Regions from separate parts of the Homo sapiens genome. Here region 1 is linked to region 2. A link is an interaction called in ENCODE POLR2A ChIA-PET data of the cell type or tissue named here. Cell type or tissue: PC-3. All regions are shown on one strand. Links, peaks and the distances in the headings refer to the core of each region. The heading gives the core; the rest is flanking DNA. Region 1 overlaps LOC107985940 (a long non-coding RNA gene). Region 2 has its middle 36 kb from the start of INSIG2.

The links. Peaks named below come from ENCODE experiments on the same cell type or tissue, not always from the same donor. Only the 100,000 strongest peaks of a DNase experiment are listed, where the experiment ranks them.
Region 1: POLR2A ChIA-PET joins it to region 2 with 6 read pairs; 4 of 35 experiments call an interaction of 5 or more read pairs at or near these places.

Annotation. Positions count from the first base shown.
Region 1 is chr2:118,056,056-118,067,238 of GRCh38, reverse strand. LOC107985940 (a long non-coding RNA gene) reads left to right here. Exons shown (of 3, transcript XR_001739662.3): 2 at 4,223-4,441; 3 at 6,162-6,739. It overlaps LOC102723413 (a long non-coding RNA gene), which reads right to left. Exons shown (of 3, transcript XR_923247.3): 3 at 9,431-9,607. Among named protein-coding and RNA genes, the nearest start is that of INSIG2, 27 kb to the left of the region's middle. In PC-3, for the core only: a CTCF peak has its summit at 5,643 (motif pointing right); a DNase peak (open chromatin) is centred at 5,668.
Region 2 is chr2:118,118,884-118,130,066 of GRCh38, reverse strand. No RefSeq gene overlaps it. Among named protein-coding and RNA genes, the nearest start is that of INSIG2, 36 kb to the right of the region's middle. RefSeq lists an enhancer at 5,849-7,048. In PC-3, for the core only: a CTCF peak has its summit at 6,547; DNase peaks (open chromatin) are centred at 6,036, 6,396 and 6,886; H3K4me3 peaks cover 1,562 bases; H3K27ac peaks cover 6,060 bases.

The DNA.
Region 1 (11,183 bases), core at 1,008-9,007, 62 kb after region 2:
GTAAAATGACAAAAATACAGTAAAGCAGTAACATGTTCATTTATTATCATTATGAAGTATGTACGGAACATAACTGTATGTTATTGTGTGTGCTATACTTGTATACAATTGGAAGTGCAGTAGGTTTGTTTACACCAGCATCAACATAAACATGTGAGTAATGCATTGTGCCACAACATTAAGATGCCTATGACACCACAAAGCCATAGGAATTTTTCAGCTCCATTATATTACGGGGCCACCATTGTGTGTACGTCCCATCACTGACTAAAATGTTGTTATGCGACACATGACTGTATTTCTCCATGGTAGCTGGGGAAACATTATCTTTTTTTACACAAATTATATAACCTTAGTACTTTTTCCATAAACTATACAGTACACTGATTCCAACTGCCCCAAAGCATTTACAATCCCCTCTCTCGCCACACACAAGACTGAAGCTCTCCATGTATACTAGCAGACAGAATGTGGACTGGCAAAAATTGATCAATACAGTTTTCTGATGGCCGTCACGCCAATCTTCCTAATGGCCACTTGGAATCCCGGTCCAGCTCCGTGCATCTGGTGGAATGAGTAGCCTGGCTGAGACCTATCATCCCAGGCAAGACTGCTCTCCAACTGCCTGTCGTCTTAATGCTGGAGGATGCTTACATAAATAAACCTCCAATGGATCAGACTGGAAGGGACAAGAAGCTCTTTGCAAGGCCTTATTATCTATTCTTTAGACCTCTCCCATGAACATTTGTCAGGGCAAATGAAAATCCTAAGCTAAAAGTGCCGAAAGAAGTCTCTTTTCAAAAAGTCAACCAGGAAATCCCCCTCTTTATTAGTGGCTTTTATATGCTCAAGGTGGGGTTAAATCCACCACTGAAAATGTCTGTTTAGTTTGTTCAGTGCCGAGGAGCAGGACTGAAAGTTGTGTGTGTGGTTGACACATGCATATGTGCATTTTCATGGCTCCGAGCAGTTGTATGTGCTGGGCTGGATTATTAATTGGTGTAAAGCCACCTAAAATTTGTTCTATCCACAAATACAATTGCCTCAAAAGAGGAAAGACAAGATTCTCACAGCTCTCCTGCCGCAGGTCACCAGCTCCAGCACTTCCGTCAGAGTGACTCATCTTTGTTTCCGAATAAATGGGAGCATTGCTTGGGGTTAGATGTGATGGGATCCTATCCTGGCCTGCCCCTGTTCGTGGCCCAAGCAAAAAGATTATGATTTTATTTTCTATTGTGAAATTACAGAAATAGATATATGTAGATCTGTAGAAAGTACGCTTTTATAGTACTAACAATTTTCTGTAGTTACAATTTTCATGGTGTCTACTGGTTGAGAGATGATAGGACTTATTCATGGAATTTACACTCTGGTGGTTTGATAAATATATAACATGTTGAAAGGGAGTTTCGTGGAAAAGTAAACGTTATTCATCAGGGTTTTAGTTTCTCTTATATTTGCTTTCAGCTGAGAATATTGTAAGTTGTTTGTTTGATTTTTATTTATTTTTTCATTTATTTGGCTTTTTTCTAGATGCTTTACCTAATCTAATCCAAATAAGAACAGCACTTAACAACTCTAAATATGGCATAGGGGGAAATATGTATATCCTTTTCTTTATATTATCTTTTGTTTCACATGCTGAGGGCTGTGGAAGGCAAAATGTGGTGAGGTGCTATTTTATAGCATGGTTAATGCTTATCAGTAATTTTTTCCCTCTGACCTTCTGCCTCAGACAATTAATTTTCTTGAACTGCTCACACACTGGCAGAACATGGAGGGGGGATAATGTTAGTACTAGTGAATATAATCTTGGAAGAAAAGCTGTGCAATTATTCAAAGACCTAATCTTATCTCTTGTTTCATTTTTATATCACAAGTCTACATTTAAAAGTATTAGATATCCTGTTCTGCTGTCCCACACCTTCAAACCTCAGTAAATAAATGCTGTTAAGTGCCACCAGGAGTGAAAGAGCTTGTAATGAGAAGTGTGAGGAGATATGTGCTCCATTCATCATTCTGTTCAGGCCAATATTGAGGCTCTTGTTATCAGCAGGATTCGTGGCGATGTCATCACGGCTGGCATAAATCTTCTGTCAGTGTGGGTCGGACTGATGCCCTATTAAAACCCTGCTTTCACCTAATCACAGAATGACCTTTCGATGTCTTTAATTAACCTCTGACCTGAACCATGCCAATGTCTTGTTGGTAGGTAAATCTATGGCATGACATTTGCTTATGACACTGCATTTGTCTTGCTTTAATCATCATAGCTTTCAGATTATGGCTTGAATGAAATACAGTTGGGATCCCTCTTAATAGTTGGATTAATTTTTAAAAGGTTAGAACATAATATTTTCCTCTGAGCTCCCAGTGATATCTTTGCAGACATTTTGCTCTAGGGAGTTAGGGTTCTCCATTAAAGTAAATTCAGGTGAGCCTTCAATTTCACCAATAACAAAATCTTTTCTACCCAAGTTATTTTTTTTTAATGACCTGGGAGTGGGAAGCATTCTAGGTCCTATGGATGACCAGAGGACAAAAGTTTTAAAACATAATGTAGCCTCACTTGTCCAAGACAATACAATGCAGCAGTGGCATGGAAATAAAAGAAATAGAAATAGAGACGGGGGGAAGGGAGAGAGAAAGAGAAGACTTTTATTTCACTTGGGGAATGTGCTTTTCTACCCTGGAATATGTGTGCCTCAGGTCCTGAGACTTCTTTGGATAATAAAATATCATTCATATCTCATTCTTCCACCAAGAGGAACCTTGTTTGTAAACTCCTATCTGAATTAGTTAATATCACAAATGTAAAATATTTATAATGAATTATACTGTTCCTACATACAAATGTAGTTATAAATTGATTGAAATGGCTACTAATTCACTCAAATTGAGTAGGTTGTTCAAAATAGCAAGTCGTGATTGGCCTACAAATCATAACATATGAATAAAATAAAAGTTTTGAGCTACCTAAGATTTATCCAATTTTATACTCAATCCGAAGTCCCATGAAGAGCTTAGACCAGATAATCTCTCAGGTCTTTTTCAGTTGTAAAAGTCTATGATTCAGTGTCTCAATATTACAAATTCTGGGTTTATTGAGTCTGAATTCAGAAAGTTTTCCTGTCTTTAAAATATAATTCAAAAGTTATGCCGTAAAGACTTCAAGAGCTGGGAAGTTTTCAAGCATCTCACCTGACTTTGCCCTGTTCCCTGCCTCTTTCTCCTACTTGAGCCTTTGTTGACTCACCTGTAAAATGAGGATAATAATACCTACCACTAGAATCGCTGTGAAGATTAGAGAAAACATATATTCCACATGTTAAACAGTGTCTGGTGTGTAGTAATGCCCAGTCCATGGAGGATGCTGGTGCATCTATTAGTATCTGCTGCACTTGCCAATAGATGTTACCTTTTAGGCCTAACTTAATCTCTTTTCTTCTAAAATTATACAATGTAATGGTTAATAACTTTGGAGTCACTCCTGGGTTCAAATAACCGCTATATCACACCAATTTATGGGCTGTATGATCATGAGCAATTTAGTTAAGCTTCCAATGTCACAATTTCTCATCTACAAAATGGGAAAATAATTGTGCCTAATTAATAGACCTATTAAATAAGATAATGCATGAAAAATACCATGTCTGATTTTGCTCAAGAGCTTATCCCCATTGCCTAGTATAGTATCTGGCATAGAGCAAGCACTCAACAAATATTAATGAAGATTTAACTGTTTTATATAATTATTTTATTATTTAATTGTATATTAGTATTACATAGATATTACCATCATCATCATTGTAATCATCATCAGTAAACTTGTACTATTGATATCTCACAGCTTCCTTGGTGTAGAAGTGGTAGTCACATATTTAGACAAAAGTAGATTTTAACATTAAATGTACATGGACCCAAAGAGGGGAACTACAATAGACACAGGGGTTTACTTGAGGGTGAAGAGTGGGAGGAGGGTGAGGATGGAAGAACAACCTATAAGGTACTATGTTCACTACCTGGGTGATGAAATCATTTGTAGACCAAACCCCAGTGGCATGTAATTTACTCATGTAACAAACCTGCACCAGGTAGCCCCCAACCCTAAAATAAAAGTTGGAAGAAAAAAAAGTGGGTTTTGGTTAGGTCCTAGGCTGAAGTAGGAAAGTAATGTTTACTAATGATATCATCTATTCTGTTTAAATATTCATTTATTTAGGAAGACTTGACTGAGCCAGGCTCAGGGGATGTGCCAGGCTCTGGGGATACTATGAAAGCTAAAAGATACACAATCCCAGCTGTCATGGAGCAAAGAGTTTACGAGAGAGAGACTGATGCTAATCAAAGAAGGACACTAACAAATGAACCATTGTATAGCTTTGCCAAGGACCGTGAAGGAGAGAGACACAGCTCTGTGAAGGGGCTTTGATGTAGGGAGGTAAGTTGAAGTCTGAAGCAAAGGATGGAAAGGCCTGACCACATGGGGGCTTGTATGACATGTTTTGAAATGTATTTAATAGGGAGTAGGGGATTGTATCATGATAAAGTGTGTGTTTCCAAGAGCTTACCCTGATTACAATATGGAAGGTGAATCAGAACAAGACAAGGAGTTATAGGGAGATGTTAATGTCAATGATTTTGTACTACAGAAAATCCCAAGGAGGTGGTCTCCATGGTAATTCTGTCTTTGAATCTCAGCAGAAAGTTAGGTTGATGCATTGTTCATAGACACCAAAAAGATAAAGGGGAAGAGACCACTCCCCATGCCCAAATATACAAACTTTTCTTTTCACTATTAGTATCAATACTGAGGACAAGAGATACCACATAGGTCTCTGAATTTATTATTCTTCTCTGCCAATTTTACTGTGTCCACAAGAGAATAAAGCTATCCATATTTCCTGTTTTATATTATGGGCAGTCACATGCCCTCTAATTGGAGGATTGCATGCCAAGCCAATGGCCTGGCCTCATAAAACCTCACTAGCTATTATACTGATGGGGCCAGACTATGATGCAGAGTTGTGAAACTTATCTCTAAACCTTAGGTCCAAAAAGGACAGAAAAAAATAAATCATTTCTAGCTAGAGAGCTCTCATGGCAACCAACTTCTTAAAGGAGTAAGGCAATGAGTTTATTCATATTTCATCCTGCAAATATTTATTCAGCTCTTATTATGTGCCAGCCACCTCTTGCTATATCATGACATCTGCTATATCATGTGATTTAAGGGGGAGGGCTACCATTTATGAACTGACTGTATACTTTATATAGGTTATCTGATTTGTTCATCAAGACAACTCCACAAAATAGAAATTATGACCTCCACTTTAGGAAAGTTAGGATTTAAACCTAGATCTATTGACCACAAAACCCTTCCCCTTCCATTACACCATGTTGTTTACCAGAAAGGAGTCCCTTTTCAGAGATAACTCCCCAAGGAGGCCAGAAACTCTGCCATTAGTGAGTTTCCTTTGTGCCAAGATTCATCCTGTCTCCAGTACCCTCTTTTTAAAAACCACAGCAGGATTTCTCAACCTCAGCACTACTGGCATTTAGGACTGGGTAATTTTTTTGTTGTGGGGGCCATCCTGTACCTTATAGGATATTTAACAACAACACTGACCTTTACCCACTAGATGTCAGTAGCACCCCAGTTGTGATGACTAAAAATGTCTCTGGACATTGCCAAATCTCCCTGGGGGAAGACAAAGCAGAGGAGGAGAAGGTAGTGTGAACGGCCAAGAAAGCAGAGTTGCAAGAAAGAAATGATTGGCAAAGTCAGCTGTTGCTGAGAAATTGTGTAAGATACAGACAGGAGCAAAATGATATTTGAGTTTGGTGATGAAGAGATCCTTGGTGACCTCAAGTAGGGCAGTGTCAGAGGGCTGGTAGGGGCAGGAGCCTGAGGGTGGGGAACATGTGGAAAGCATAGGAGGAGGGTCAGCGGGGAGTGACTCTCCTTTCAATAAGCTTGAGAATACTATAGAAGTGAGGCTGTGCCAGCTCTGGGCCCAGGACTCAAGCTTCTCGTTTCTGAATCTTGGAATACTCTCTCTGGGGTCCTGAGCAGCCATATGAGACGTTCAAAAAGCCTGAGACCACCATACGGTGATCATGGTCTCAAATGAACCCAACATTTCAGCTGTGCCTGCCAGGCAGCAGACGTGCAGCTGAAGCTGTCTTGGAGCCTCTAGACCAGCCCATCCACCTGCTGAATACCAGTGAGTGACCTACGTCAAAGCTACTAGAAGTGGAATTGCCAGCTGAGCCCTGCCTAAATTTCTGAGCCACACAATCGTGAGATACTATAAAGTGGTAGGTTTTATAGCAGTGTGTTACCCAGCAGTATGGACCTGGAACAGACTACAGCACTAGTCCTGCTTTCCCTCTCCCAGTCAATACAAAGACAGGGATGACCTCTGCTCTGAGAGTAGCTCCTAAGCATGTGTTTTGTGTCATGGTGATGGTCAAGCCCTCAGACTCTAGAGTCGTACAGACCCAAGGTCAATTCTTACCCTCTCTACTTCGTGGCTTTGTAAAATAGGGATTTTTACAGGTTCCATTCAGAGAGATGTTGAGAAAGATTGAGTGAGATGCATTTATGTAAAGCACTTATGCAGTGCCTGCCACAATAAATGCTTGCTAAATGTTAGCTTTCATTTAAACCATGAGTTTTTCTCTCAATGGACGGCAAATCGTCACATTCTGTGTAAAATGAGTCTGACTTCACAAAAGTTTGCACTAACTTCATCTCTCCCCACTGTAGGGACTAATGAGGCCTTCTCCTCTCACCTGCTCCTTCACAAGCACAAGTCCATTCCTTTTGTTCTTTTTGTGGCTTCCAACCTCCTGTTCTGACTATTCGACCTACAAACCTTTAACCACACACATACACACACACACATACACACATACACAAACGCACACACACACACACACACACACACACACACACGGAACAAGAGAATGCTTCTAAACCACAAGTTCTCCTGTGGGAAATGTGTGTATTAAAGGATTGAGTTCTGAATGCCCTGTTAGCAACCACAAGCATTTCGATTCTAGTCTGCATGACTTGTGAATCACTCCTGTTTGAAATAACTAGAAAAATAAAGAAATTAGGCATTGGGAGCAGAAATAAAGACTAAAGTATCAGGCAAAGGAAGAGTAGATGTTTTGCAATGAAGCATGAGACACTCTGAAGGAAGTTGAAAAAAGAACAAGATGCCTGATTCTTCCAGGAAGCAAAGAGCTAAGCTGTGTATTAATAGGGCCACAGGCAGAGCTGAAGCTGTAATCCTGGCTCCTAGACAGATATTTCAAATAAACCAAATTAGTCATGAAAGCATCCCAAGGCCTTTTCCAACTTACACTCCTTAACTAGTCTGTGTTTCTAGACCACAGGGGACCCAGGGTCTTGGTTGTGGGAGTTAATATTTCTGATTTCAAACACGAACAAACACAGAACATTTAGGAAGAGGAAAGAGACAGAGAGAAAATGCCTCTTCCTGTTCCTATTATCTGAAAAAAAAAGTTTACAAACATTACACTGATCTTCTCTGGGAGAGAATTCCTGTTAAGTTCCTAATAAGCAATGGATACTAAGATAAAAATAATTATACAGCATCCATCATAACTGAGTGGGTGAAATGTCACCAGAAATTTATTTCGTATGCTCTCTTTATTGTTTTATGTTCAGAAACATAAAAATATAAGATGAGTAGCAACCTCTGAGCCTTAACTCCAATTTTCATGTCTGAAGTTCCTTATCTTCCATGGACTTTTCAATAAGAGGGCTAAGGGTAAATACTGGGGTGTGTGGAGGTGGCAATGAAGAAGATGGTGATACTCAGAAGGGATGGGCTTAACAGAGTGGTAGCTGTTAGCCACGCACTCCGCTAGGGTCCTTTTGATGCCATGGGAATGGGAGAACTTTGTAGAAACAAATTGATTTGATGCCTCTTGAGTCAAAGAGCTTAAGATGTGTCTGCCTTGCTGAGAACTATTCCCTGTGACCACAAGGCACAGAGCCATGGACCAACTGTGCTTCATGTCTGTAGAGGTTCCTTTGAGCATTAAAATGGCTCCCCATTTAGTCCCATTTAGACTTCCTTTCCCACAATCAGGGCTTTTCTTGGCAGGGGTTGAGCATGAGCAGGGAATGGGAAAGAGAGGAGCCAGATCTCACGTTCATAAAGGGCTTGGAATTTAGACTTCTGACATTTTCTCCAAATGCAGTTATATGATCACTATAATTTTGCAGTATCAAAATATTAATTTATTAAATGTAAACATTTAAAATCCACCACACATTTGCACCCCTGTTTTGGCATCTCTTCTATTTTTAATATATCTGGACCCTCAAAAATGAAAGTGGCCTGGGTTCTTTCCATCTCTGGGAAACACTGCCCAACCCAGCAATCATCTACAGCACTTTCCCAAAAATATTGAAACTCCTGACACAAAAGGAGTTAGATGAGGAGCTGAAAATGGGAATAAGTGAATATGCAGTGGGTCTGTGCAGGTCCGGAGGAAAATACTAAAATCTATTCCATTAAGCCCCACTAGAAGGTACATCCCTTGAGAGCTGGGGCTCCATCTTTCATCTCCATAGCTCTAATTTATTGTGCAGTCCTAGAACACAGTAGGAGCTCAATGCATGTGTGTCGAATGGGTGAATGAATGAATTAACAACACTAGCCTGGACAGATGATTCTTTATGCAATATATGATACTGTCAAATTCAACTGCCTGCAAGGGAATCATTTGTCTATGGAGTAGGCAAATTTTCAATATGAAGCTGACTTCAAGCCATTGCTCAGACCAAGTGCCCAACTAAAGGAACATAAATGATTCTTAATATCCGACAAGGAAAGTGTAAGTGGGAGAGGGGATCTGCAGCTGGAAAAAGCAAAGCATATTCCAAAACCAAAGAGAAAATTCCTTTTGGATTGTCAATTATTTGGGATTACCTGGGCCTGGGTCACAGACCATTGGTGTGGATAATCAAGAATTGACTGCACATGTGGATGTCAAGCCTGCTTGGACTTGGGTATTCCCCAGTGGCCTGATCACAGCCTCTACTACTCCCCATCTCACAGAGCCCAGGGTAGGAATTGGAGGCGTAAACCCACAACAAGACTGCAGGGCAGAAGCCTTCCAATACCCTCAAAGATTAGAGTTTCCCCCATTGCTGCAGGAATGAACTGGGGTTTGTCATGAACTTGGCACAGAACAAAGGTTAGCACGAATAGGGGAGTCATGAAAAAAAGAATCAGTGGTTGTCTGTGCCAGTTGCATTTCCCTTGTTACTACAACCTCAGAATTGTCTGTCTTAATACATTACATATATTAAAAGTAGGGACCACTATGAACAAAGTTGAAGGGTAGGAATTCCTGTTGTGGGCACTGCTGCCCTTGTCTTCGCCTCTCTGTCCCCGTAACTTGGCCTCCACCCTTGGCCCATGATTCACTCCAGGTCTTCCCTGGACAGCGTCTTCGGAGGACGATCCACATTCTCAGCCTCTCGTCCGGCTCCATAACCAATTTCATGTTCCATACTCTGTTCTGACAGAGGCCTGCCCTCAGCTCTCGAAGGTCAAATCTAGGATAATTTGACAAATTAATTTGATCTTTCAGATTAATGTGTTAATGGGTATTCTTTCTAACAAGAATTTTCAAGAGAGTTGCCCTATTTGTGTCAACCCCCCTAATGGAGTGGCTCAGAAGGAAGCCATCACAAGGCCCGGTCAGATGTGGTCAGCCAGAGGGAGAATATTTTGGGATCTATGATCTGAGGCTCTCAAGACACTGTTGGCTTCCTATGGCTGGATCTGTCTGGGAGAAGTGTATGAGGAATTTTCTGCACTGAGGGACAAATCTAGATTGTCACTTGATAGATTTCCACCCCAGTGGGCTCCTGGGGGCATTTTATAGATTATTCGAGTTTCCTGAGAGTATGTAAACAAACACAAAGGGAGTCAATTTGAGAAAATATAAATACAGACAAAGGGATCCACCAGAAATGGGAGATTCTGCAGCCCATTCTAGTGAGGTAGGGCAGAGGATGCACACAAACTGAAATTCTGCCCCACAGTTGAGCTTTCTAAAGGAGGCCTTAGCCTCACCAGAATTAGTGGGATAATTTATAGTTTAACATTTCCTTTTAATGTGGATAGCATTTTCCTCATTTATAGTTAATTAGGTTAAGCATGCATGGGGAGCAAGGGAAAAAGGCTTTTAGTGATGCTCTAAATGATTAGTAATTTGAATAAAGTAAAGAACCTCTAGAAGACGGAGCACTGGCACGCATTAAACAGGCTTCTCTTCTAAGTGCTAGAATCGGCCCACTAATTTTGAAGATACTGTGGCAATTAAAGCACTAAAGATAAAAAGACACAGAATGTGCTAAATATCTTGAACAGGTTTTAAACCATATGTATGTGTGATATTAAGTGATATCAAAATAAATGGCTGAAGATTGCAGATGTTGTATATTTGGCATCCTGGGAACCCTGGTGTTGAGCTTTGGTCCTGAATCACACCAACCTGCTAGGGCCCAGGGATAAACTAGTGATAATGGACAAGAGACATCATGTTTTGAGCTCAGCTCCCATTTCTCTGGCCAACGTCTCACTCGGCACTTTTCCTTTATCAGCCTCCTGGTGAGGGATACCGGGAGATTTTGAGTGGAAAGAGCATAGGCTTTGGGCTTTGGAGCCAAGCAAGCTGAAATTTGGATCTCTGCTTCCATTTACTGGCCATGTGAGCTTCAGCAAATAGCTTAGCAGACTGAGACCTCAGTTCGTTCCCCTTTAAAGTGGCTAAACTAGCACAGAGCCCACACCCAGTGTCAGCAGGAGGTCGCAATAAGGACAAACAGGGCCTGGTGCATAGTTGTGGAGGAACAAGTTTCAGTTCCCTTCCTTCTAATGATCAAACCAGAAAGGTGGTGGATTTGCAAGATCTGCTTCCCCTATGCACACTTGCATAGGCCCATGAAAGTAGTCAATAAAAAGATGCTTTCTACCTATCTCTTGGACGCATGTGTGCTTGTGCACACACACACACACCCCTTCTTCACCACCTTGACTGGCTTTAACCTTTGCCCACTTTCCCCATTTTCCCCGGAAAGGATGCTTCCGTGACAGCGAGGTCTAGAGAAGACAGCGCCGTTTAAA
Region 2 (11,183 bases), core at 1,911-9,910:
TATCATGACTCCAACTTATAAAAGAGGATATCAAGTTTCCAAAACATGAAGAAATAAACTACTTAAAATCATCTGTCCCTTCACATTGGATAGCCCTTGAAATTGAACTCCAGCACCATTATCAGTTGCTAAAGTTCCCGAACCATTCCAGGGAGGGACCTTCTTAATGGTCCAAATCTCAGCCAGGCATTATTCTTGTGATTTCAGGGAGTGCGCGGCTCTGGGCTGAGGCCATTGAGACTTGTATTTGATGGAGAACCAGGCTTTAAGGAGAAGGAAACAGTATTTTGAATACAAGGCGCTGCTCTTATCTTCTATCAATAGATAAAGTTTTGGGATATGCACCTTCCACTAAGGCTCACAAAAGGATTGGCAGCATTTTGAAAGGGCAAAACAAGTTTTTCTTTCTTTTCCCTCTCTTTTAGGGTGAAGTAGTTGCATTGATGGCCACTCTTGGCTTCCTACAGTGAAGTCACCTCAGACTTTGGGGGTTTTTCTACAGAGGTGGAGGTCAGGATGGGTCCTGGGAGGTGGGAGGGGGTGCTGTGTCCAGCTCCCCAGCAGATGTACTATTGTGGCTGCCCTGGGGAAAGGCTGAGAACCTATGGGGAGGGTTGAGAAAAAATTTCCAGGAGCTTCATGGTGGCACCAGGCAGGAGGGAGTCCAGGGCCTTCCTCCACACATACTGTGCTTCTGCCTACAATCCACATCATACTCTACCCTGTGTGCATATCACATACTGAAGGAACCAAGCTTCAGTTCAGTTTGTTTCCAGCACCTTCATCTGCTAATGCCATGTTAGGCATGGGAGATACTAAGATGAACCATAAATGGTCCTTGCCTTTAAAGAGATTACAGGGTAGTGGGAACATCAGGAAAAAACAGAAAGGAAAAGAGAAATGCGATTGGGTGGCATAGACTGAATAGCCAAGGCAGCATGTAAGAGGCAGTAAGATCCTCTGGAATGATGACTTCGAAGCTAGGAGTTGAAGTACAAGTGGAAATTTACCAGACGGAATCTGGAAGAGAGACTTCCAAAGAAAGAGAAGATGCTGACTCAGTCTTGGCTATTAAAATGTCCATATTCCAAAAGCATGAGTATTGAATTCAGATGGCTGTCTAGAATCCTCCAACATACTGGACTCATCCAGGACTCTCTGAGCCTTAGTTGCTTCATCTGTGAAATGGGAATAATCTTAGGTACCTGACAGCAGTGTGCTGACAACTAAATGAAATACAGTTTGTGAAAACATTTTATAGGCTATAAAGTGTAACCTCTGCAGATGTTCATTGCTCTTATCATTGTTAGTGCTATTACTATTCATCATTAATTTGGGGCTTAGTTGGAAACTATGGATTCAGAGACAGATAAAGCAGATCACCCTGCCCTCAAGGTGATCACAGTCTAATAATAATGTCACATTATTGTAGGGCTTATTGTATGCATGTCCTGTTCCCAGCACTCTATGGCTATTACCTCATTTCATCCTCATGCCCACCTGAGAAGCAGGTGCTATGGTCATCTTCATTTTTCAGTTGGAGGAAACAGGGACACAGAGGGGTTAAGGAACTTGTAGAAGGCCACTCAGCTGATGGGTGGTAGTGCCTAGATGTGAACCCAGACATGGTGGCTCCAGAGAATGCACCTTCACCACTACCCCACACAAGTAGACAGTCAGCTAAGAGACAACCACAATATGATGTCATAAATGTTGTGAGCCTGTTACAATGCAGTAAATGTGCCCGATGTCCTGGGATAATAAGGGGGTATATGTTGAGTGAGGGGGTGGGGGAGTTGTCAGCAAAGTCTTCTTAGAGGAGATGGTCCCTGAACTGAGGTCTGGCTAAAAGGTGGAGCAAATTGTGCCCTGCAAGAAGAGCAATATGAGCAAAGCCCCCAGAACTGAGAGCAGAACTGCTGTCCTCAGTGTGGGAGGGACAGAGAGAAGGGGCAGGGTATGGCTGAAGATGTGGCAGGAGCCAGGTCCTGAAGGGCTGGGGCACCATGCTAAGAAGCCCCAACTGTCTTCTGAGGGCAGCAGAGTGCAGAGGCGCACTGTGTGTGGAGGGGAACCCTGGGTGCCTCCCTCCTGCCTGGTCCCACCATGAAGCTCCTGAGCATTTTTTGTCAAGCCTTCCCATAGGTTCTCAGCCTTTCCCCATGGTGGTCCCGTAACACCTCTGCTGGGAAGCTAGACAAGCACATACCTCCCACCACCCAGTACCCATCCTGACCTCCACCTCTGTAGAAAAACACTCAGAAGACAGTTGGGGTTCTTTAGCATGTGTTGGAAGGCTCACTCCAACTACACTGTGGTTGACATACCAGGAGAGGGGATTATGGGCAATAGCTGGAGGCAGAGAGACAGTTCAAGTTCTGACACAAAAATCCAGCTGCTAGGACTGGTATCTGAAGGTGGAGTTGTGGCATAGGGGACGGAATGTTTGAGAACTGCTAAGATATAGCAATTGGTGAAAGAGAAAGAGGAATCAAGAGTGACTACTGAAGCCCAGTCAACATAACAAGACTTTGTCTCTACTAAATATAAAAATAAATTAGCCAGGATTCATGGCGCATGCCTGTAGTCCTAGCTACTCAGGAGGCTAAGGTGGGAGGATCATTTGAGCCCAGGAGGAAGAGGCTGCAACGAGCTATGATCGCACCACTGCACTCTAGCCTGGGTGACAGAGAGAGATCCTGTCTTAAACAAACAAAAAAAAAGAGGTCCCTGTTCTGGGTGACTGGGTGGGTCAGGATGGCAGGCAGCAGGATCCGAAGGTGAAGATCTGGGAAATGCTGACATTTAAGGGAGGGCCAAGGAGGCAGAGCCCAGGGAAATCTGACACAAGCAAGCAGAACAGAAAGAGGAAAACAAGCGAGGATCCTCCAAGAATTCAAAGGAAGTTGAAGGGTGACAAATTTAGGTTAGATACCAAGAATTTACTTCCAACAAGAGTCCTGAGTCCTTAACCTAGAGGAGCATTTTTCCTTGTGATAGAAAAAGTCTTTGTTTTTAGTCTTATTTTTTGTATTTGTCTTTGTCTTTCCAGACTTCACATTTCACTGCCTCACTCATTTAGTACTGATTAATTAATTTCTCAATATCTTTGTCTACTCATTACTGCTCTCTGCACACAGAGACATAACGGGATGGAGGAGGAGGTTCTGCTCATTGGTATTTGCAATGTGCTGAGACTGATGAATGAAACGCTAAACACACTGTCACCATCACCAATAATAGTAGCAACTGACTCAGCCCCCATTTATTGAGCATCTATTACATACAAGGTGTTCTGTTATGAGTTGCAAAAACATGGCCAATAAACAAGGTAGACATGATGACATTTCTCTTTTGCAGAGGGAGAAACTAAGCCTTGGAGAAGTTAAGTGAGCAGCTGAATATCACACAGCAAATAATAAATAACAATGGAACATATGCATATAGCCCTCAGGCAGCCCCCCAAAATTTTCACCAAAAGACTTCCTTGCCATCCTTGCTGATTTGTGAGCAGAGAATGAGTTATGTGTGGAACGCGGAGAGGGGGTGGGGGCGGAGCAAAGCAAAGAGGGATAAGAGGACCCAGGTTAGGGAATGACTGTTCTCAACCCCAATATTTGAAGTCATTAGCTGTGCCTTCACACACTTAGTACAGGCTCTTTCAGAAAACAATAAGCACCTGAATGGCTTTTCATGCTAGCCACAGGAGAAACTGAACATACTGATGCAAAAATTCTGGCCAGCTTTCCTTCAAGAACACAACTTATAAATCATTCATTCACTTAACAAATATTTACCAAGCACCTACTAGATTCAAGCATTGAACTGGGCCAGGGATACAAGGACAAACAACAAACCAACCAATCAGTGGGTGAGAAACAAGAGGGTGTCTTCTTGGGTTGTCTCTGAGGAGGGGACACTTGGAGAGTGAAAATGGTCAGCAGGGGAGGTGGAGGGCCCTTTGGACAGAGAGGCAGCTTGGCAAAGGTCTCTCTTCTCACACTGGGTTTGTACCACTCCTCACCTCTTTATCTTGCAAACTCCAACTTATCCCTTAAAACTCTGGGAAGGTTGGCCTGACCTCCAGGGCTAGTTTTGCAGGTTTCCTGTGGGCTTCTTGTGCATCTTGAGTGCAGTTCTGTAGTAACAGGTATTTGCAGGTGTCCCAGCCTGTCTATCCCTAAGTCTGAGCTCTCTGGAGGAAGGGGGCATATCTTCTGGCTCTATGTCTCCAGTTCGGGCTCAGAGTAGATCCTCGATAAACACAGTAGAATTGCTGCAGCATGCTGCAATACATGTCTAAGGATACATCAGGACCCTTTGGGTGGTCTTGGGCAATACTGCCCAGTTAACCACTTTGCAGTTCCTTTTTGAGGAAAGTAACGGAAAGATTGGAGGTCCAGGCTCTGCCAGAAGGACTTGAGCAAATCACTTAAGGTTTTGTTTTCCTCTTTTATCCAATGTGAGCGTTAGACCAACATTATGGGCCTGGGATGGTATGTGGTTTATCAGAACCCATGCGTAGGCTGTTTGCACAAGAACAAGTCCAAGTTAGCCTGAAGTTATTGCTACTTTTTGACATCGAGATTTTCTTTGCAATGGTCAATGGTAGGATTAATTACTGTGGCTGTTCCATGGGCACTCGAAACTAAAATATATTCCCTAACTTCAGGGCACATAGTATGACATCTATCCATCATATCTACGTTTGTGATTATGTCGCTTAGGTCTTTTTATATCTTTATTTTCAGTCAAATTGATTTGAGAGGATGTGCTGCTTTTTCGAAACTGAGATGTAGAGAGGCCGAGGAGGTGCCAGTTCCTGCGGGAAGGTAGAGTATGGAGAAATCACAGGGTCTGTAGATCATCTCCAATCAAACATCACTCTGGCTGTAAAGAAAGGCCCCTGCCCCAAAATTCAACAAGGTCTATATTTTCTCATTTTTATTGGTATTATTTGAAAGGAGGAAGAATCAACTTTTTATTCAATCAGGTAATTTTTTATTGTTTTCTATCTTTCCTATACATAAATTTTGTTTCCCAAATCAAGTTGGAAAACTCAGTCCTCCTTTTATATCTCCATGGTGGGTAGGACAAGGTCTACTCATGGCTTGGTGGGGGATTTTAAATGGTGATGTTGCTAATAATTACACCTAAGCACTTACTATGAGACAAGTTCTCTTCTAGATATTTTGTATGTTTTAGATTATTTAACTCTTACATCAATTTATAATGCCACCATTTTACAAATTAAAAAAAAAAAAAGCAAGGCACGTGGACGTAAAATAACTTGCGCAGGTTCAAACTGCTAGTGAGCAGCAGAGCCGGGGCCCCAGCCTGAGACACTGTGCTCTGTTGCCGCTTTTAGAGACCAACTCACCCACTGGCTTCACTACATGCGTGAAGAAACAGGAACTTGAGTCTGCTAAGCAAGCTGCCGGGAGAACTAAAACTAGACCCCTGGTATTTGGACCTTTATCCAGAGCCTTCCTGCTGTGCATCGCTGCCCCTCACAATGCACAGAAGCTGTATTTGTGGCAGCAAGAGGTTGTCATTTGCTGGATGACATGGGTTAATGGTTTAATAGCAACTCCTGCCTACCTCACCTCACAGGACTGCAGGGCCAGCACCATAGGAGAAATAAAGATGATGTAATCAAATATTATCTAAATAATGTATACTTTTTGAGTCCTGAATAAATCACCCAGCTGTGGAATACATTCATGTTTAATATTACTAGGATATATAAAATGATTTAGGACTGGGGGGATTGGAAGTAAAGAAAACTAAAATTCCACAAGGGCCAAATCCTTCTAGGTGGGAAGACTTGTATTTTTTATAAGCACCTCCTCTCTCTCCAATTCCCATGCACATGACCTTCATTCTTTGTTTATAGATTGTGGGTGTCACCCTTGGAAACAGGCATTTTCCCAGAACAAGTAAGAACTAATGTTAGCCAATAGGAGAGAATACTAGTCAGCCCTCAGGGGAGAGGATGGCCATTAAAATATAGTACATAAAGGGATGAGCTGCTGGTATTTATCTCCAAGTCCAGCTTGCAGAGCCTTTCTCTGTTGCCAAAAGTGATCTAACATCTCCCTGCATAGCTTGGCTTCAGATGGTGAGATTTTTATTATTTTTTCATTCCATTCCACATTCATTCCAGTAATTATGAAAAAAGAAAGGAGTTATGACATATCTGGGGAGACTGACCCAGTGTATCAACTTTACTAAGAAAGGACATAATGGTTTTGGCAAGATAAGAGAATTTCATTCGGAAATTCCAAAGACATTCTATCCCAGTGGAGTTACTTGACTTGCCAAAAATCAAAGTTGTTTAGCTGGGTGGGGCAGGGACCTAAGCCAGATGACTAAGGGTGACACTCCTGGACAATCCACACAAGAGGCTTTCAGAAAGGCATTCTGATGCTGTGACTGGTGGTGTTCCACCTGCATTCATTCACGATGAGCCAGCAAGGTGAGATCGACAGCAAGCCCCAGAAACCTGGCCCTCTAGTGACACAGAATCTCTGTGAGGGGTATGGGAACAGAAACAGCGGTCTTTATCTCAAATCGTGGCACTATAAAGTAGTCCCACTACCTGCCTACTTTGGGCCCTACAGCAGAAACTGAATAAAATGCATTCCTATTATCTTAAAGAAAAAATTGACTCACGAGCCCTCTAACCTAATATTAGTATGTGGTAAACGCCAGATGAAGATGAAAGTAGCTAAAATTTGGGATGAATTTCTTGGAGAGATTCTAGAATTTCCTTTCCCAGTTCTCCTAGTTTTCATTTCAAACAAGATTCTGAAATGGTCTCCTTGTGGTTCAGCTCAGACTCAAGAGAACTGCTTCAATGGTGTCTCCAACCCCCTTGGCCTAAATGTTCTCACTTGCAAAGAAGATTCCACTTAAGAGGAAGTGCAGCCGGTTAATGCTTAACTACAGCAACTCCTCCTCTACACCAAGTGAGAAAGTTGGGCTGGGCTGAAAAATGGTTAGTTTTGCATGAAACTGAGTGTAGGTATTGTTTGAAAACCAGAGAACCCCAGAACCTCAAATTTCATGGGCCTCCAAGATCATTTATTTCAAACCATATATCTAATTGCTCCAAAAAGAAAAAATCTCTGATCTGTTTGGCAAGCAGTTTTCTCTTCCCACAGAGGAACACAGTCAACTGTAGGGCCTCTGTAACTTACATGTCACATGGAATCCAGCCTTACTTGGTAAAGGGAACATTAGCAAAATATCTTAGTCATGGTCATTTGGTTACAAAGAACAGAAAACCACTCAACTTTTAAATCATTTTTAAAGAGTTTATTGGAAGGAAAGCACAGGTTTCAGGGGAAGTAGAAAAATGTCAGATGCTTTGTCTCCCTCCCTCCCTCTCGCTCTCCCCCATCCTCCCCTTTTCCTCATCTCCAACTTCTGCTTCTCTCTGTAACTCATGCCTTTCTCTTGCTTTTGCAGCTTCCACTTCATTATGATTTTTTGGCTCTGACATAGGACAGTTTTTTTTGTTTGTTTTCTGTTTTTTACGTTTACCCTCATTTTTGTCATATTTTATTTTTTTCTGTGGAGAACCAGCCATGGGAATTGGTTTTCAGCAATGGACACCTGACCTGACCAAAGCCAATAAATCATGAGACTTTTGCTGAGACTTCAGAGAGGTGGGATGTGGAGGGGAGAGGACATGAGGATGGAGCTGCCAAAGCCATCCTGCCACTGTGAAGCACAAGACTAAGGCCAACACAGCAGAAAGGGCAAAGGGCTGGAAAGAAGCTAAGTCCTGATGGAGGCTTTCTGAAGTCTGAATCCCAGCTGTCCGTGAGACCAGTCCTGCTTTTCATTTCATGAGTCAATCACTGTATTTCTTGCCTAAGTCATCCATTAGCACAGCTGTCAGCCTTGGATTGCCATTGAGTCAACCCCATTCCTCCACCTGGCCTTGCACTCCAGTTTCACGACTAGCCTAGTTAGGAAGGATGTGCTCAGGGGAAGTGCAGTTTAATGTGGTTTCTAGGATATTCTTTCCAGGGTAAAGGGGGGCAGAGGAAGAAAAAAATAATCAACCTCTTCCATTTATTTTCATTAATCAGAGTCCTTGATCTGACAATTAGCCTAATCATATTTTTACTGTCCTGTCTTCACTAAGGTCATGAATGTCAAAATATAAAAGATCAAAGTATGCAGAAATCACTTCAAACTTCATAAATAATGCTTGTGATTTTTTTCATATGCAAGTCTAATGAAAATTGAGAAAACGATGTGTGCATTTCATAGTTATTCTCTTCTGGACATGCCAACCTCGGTCTTAAAATTGAAGACTATATTTAATGACTTAGAGGTTCAAATGTAAGTCATAAATTAAATTGCATCTGGTAAGGTGTACCTTACATTCTGCTTCTTCATTATGAGACCATATAACCCAATTCTTTGATTTATAAATATTTCCACTTTAATAAGTCATGACGCAAATAATCTTTCTCCAAACCTCTTGTTTCAAGACATCCAACTTACTGCACCACAAAATAGTAAATCTCAGGCTCAGAACTCCTTTCTTTGCCAAGAATTATACTAGTGAAGTTGTTCCTTGCCTCAATTAAAACTTACACTTGTTTAGAAAGGGCAAGAGCATAACTTCCACATATATGTTTAAGTTCCACATCTAACATTGTATAGGAATAAACCAGATTCCACCAACTTTCTGTGTTGACACCCACAGGCAGTGCAGATTGCATCCTGGGAAAAAGAACAAGGGCCTGGCTCTATGCCCAGCTGTACATACTAGCTGTGTGGCCTTAGCAGGTTGTGTATAATCTCTCTAAGCCTCTGTTTCTTCACATATGAAGTACTGACCTTATACTTTATAGATTGTAATATCAACTTTATGGCTTTATTGGGGACTTGAAATGAGGTGGTGTATGTAAAGCACATAGTAGGCATTCAGTGTTCATTACCAGCTACTACTTAAGGTAATAATTGCCCTTCATAATAGAAACATTCATAATTCATAAATGTCCATTTCCTACCAGTTGTCAACATACATGCTATGTTGCTGTAAACCTTGCATAATTATAAAATTAAATTTCCATCTTTCATAAATTGAAATGTAACATCACGCTAAAGCTACTGAAATGTCTGATTCTGCCACTGACTGGTTGTAGAACTCGGGACAAACGTAATCAATTTGTGGCTTTGCTTCTGCGTTTGTAAAATGACAAGATTGGGCTGTTCTAAATGAATTTTAGTGCCTCTTCCAACTTTACCATTCTTCTGAGTCTTATATGTCAGTTAAATGGCTGTTTAATATATACGAGTCATCATGGGATAATTGCATGTTTATCGTAAAGAAACCCAAACTCCTCTCGGAGGAAGACAAACTGTTGACATCTAAAATTAGTCTCTCAAATAATATTACCTCATGAAAGAAAAAGAAGTGATGGTAGTACAATTCATGCTCAGATTTTGTAATTTGGGAAATCTCTAAAAATTGAGAGATGTAAGAGGTGATGACAGAATAATTCATATGCTCACATTTTGTAATTTTGGAAATCTCTAAAAATTATTCTCAAAGGTAGAAAGTGAAATTGAATTTAGGGACATAGAGATACTCACGGAAAAGTATGTAGCAGAACACACCATTAGGTCTACAATCTGCAACTCCATATATAAATAAGCCTCCAAACCCATGTTGCCTTAGTTATTGGAAATCCGAATGACTGACATATTTCTATTTTTCTAGAAATGCAAAACAGACTTGTGTAATTAACCATTCCTTTGGTATTTATTTTGAAACCAACTGTGCATTTCTTGGCCTCTTCACATACAAATAATGCCAACGCCTACGCAGTTCCACAGAATTCTTGAGCAGTTCTCACTCACTCTGCCCATTTTTTTCTTGCCCCCCTCTCCATTACCTCATAAATGGTGAACATTTCAGAAATAACGATCCCATTAGAAGAAGGTCTCTACATGTCGCCTGTAAGGCTTGAGAGGAAAAACTCAAAAGATGCCTTCACATAAAAGTGGGAAAGGGAGCAGAAATGAAATTTCTAATGGACATAGCAACACAAGAAAGCGCTGTGCATGAAGAACCCAGCTTCTCTCTGACAGATGGTACGCCATGCATGCAGCTAGATGAGCAGCGTTCAGGGGCTTGCTCCATTGCAAATACAGAAACAATAAAAATGCATGTTGATTTTTAAACAGATGTGTAATTAAGTATGACATTCTGATAGAGGTTTACCAAGGCAGAACAGCTGGATTTGAGGAGTCCTAATATGGGATACTGTTTAAGTTATTTAAATGTGATTCCTAGGATGGCAAAACTTCAAGAACTTCAACTTGTCTGTGTGTGTGTGTCTTTGTGTCTGTGGGTTTATGTCTGTGTGTGCATGTGTGAATACGACTGGATCTATGGCTTAAGGTGGTGCATACCCAGCTGAAATTTTCTTGGAGCTTAGAAAAGCAAAGGTTGCAACCCTTATACTCAGTTGCCCTGGGCAAGCAAGAAAAATATGTCAAGACCCAGGTCTTGCTGTTAAGGCTGGAGTTGAGAAATGCCCTCCAAATGCCTTCAAGTCAACATTAGCTATGACAGAAGCAAGACTATTATTTAACAATAGCAGCAAACGTCAAAAACAAACTGTGCCTGGCATTTTGACAAGACACTACTGAAAGAGAACCACTTTTTCAGCACTTGTGTAACCGTGGGGGAGAACTTGACAATTAATATCCTGAGGTCTGGTAACAGGATTTCCAGGCTGCTTGGTGGTTTCCTTCTGATACAAATGAAAGGAGTAGGCAAGTGGAGGACATGGGCAAAAATAATCCGAAACAATGAGGCCTAGAGAAAAGGACTGATACATCAGAAATCAGGTACCTTGTGGCTAATTAAAATGTAACTCCTCCCTCAGGAGACTGCACTCTCACGGTGGTGACACTATAAAGTATGAGGACAGAGCCATCATCCCTAGGTGAAAATAAGATGCTGACAAAATCTATCTCCTACCTCCCATCTCCTTTCCTCGCTCTCCAGCAGACTCATGCCATCCTGCGGCACCCTACCTAAGCTTCCCTCCATGGAAGCAGCCCCTGCCGGAACTGGCCAAACCCTCATCCCTGCCGTCAATCAATCAATTAATCAGTATAATAACAACCAGCCAGTTTCTGTCCTA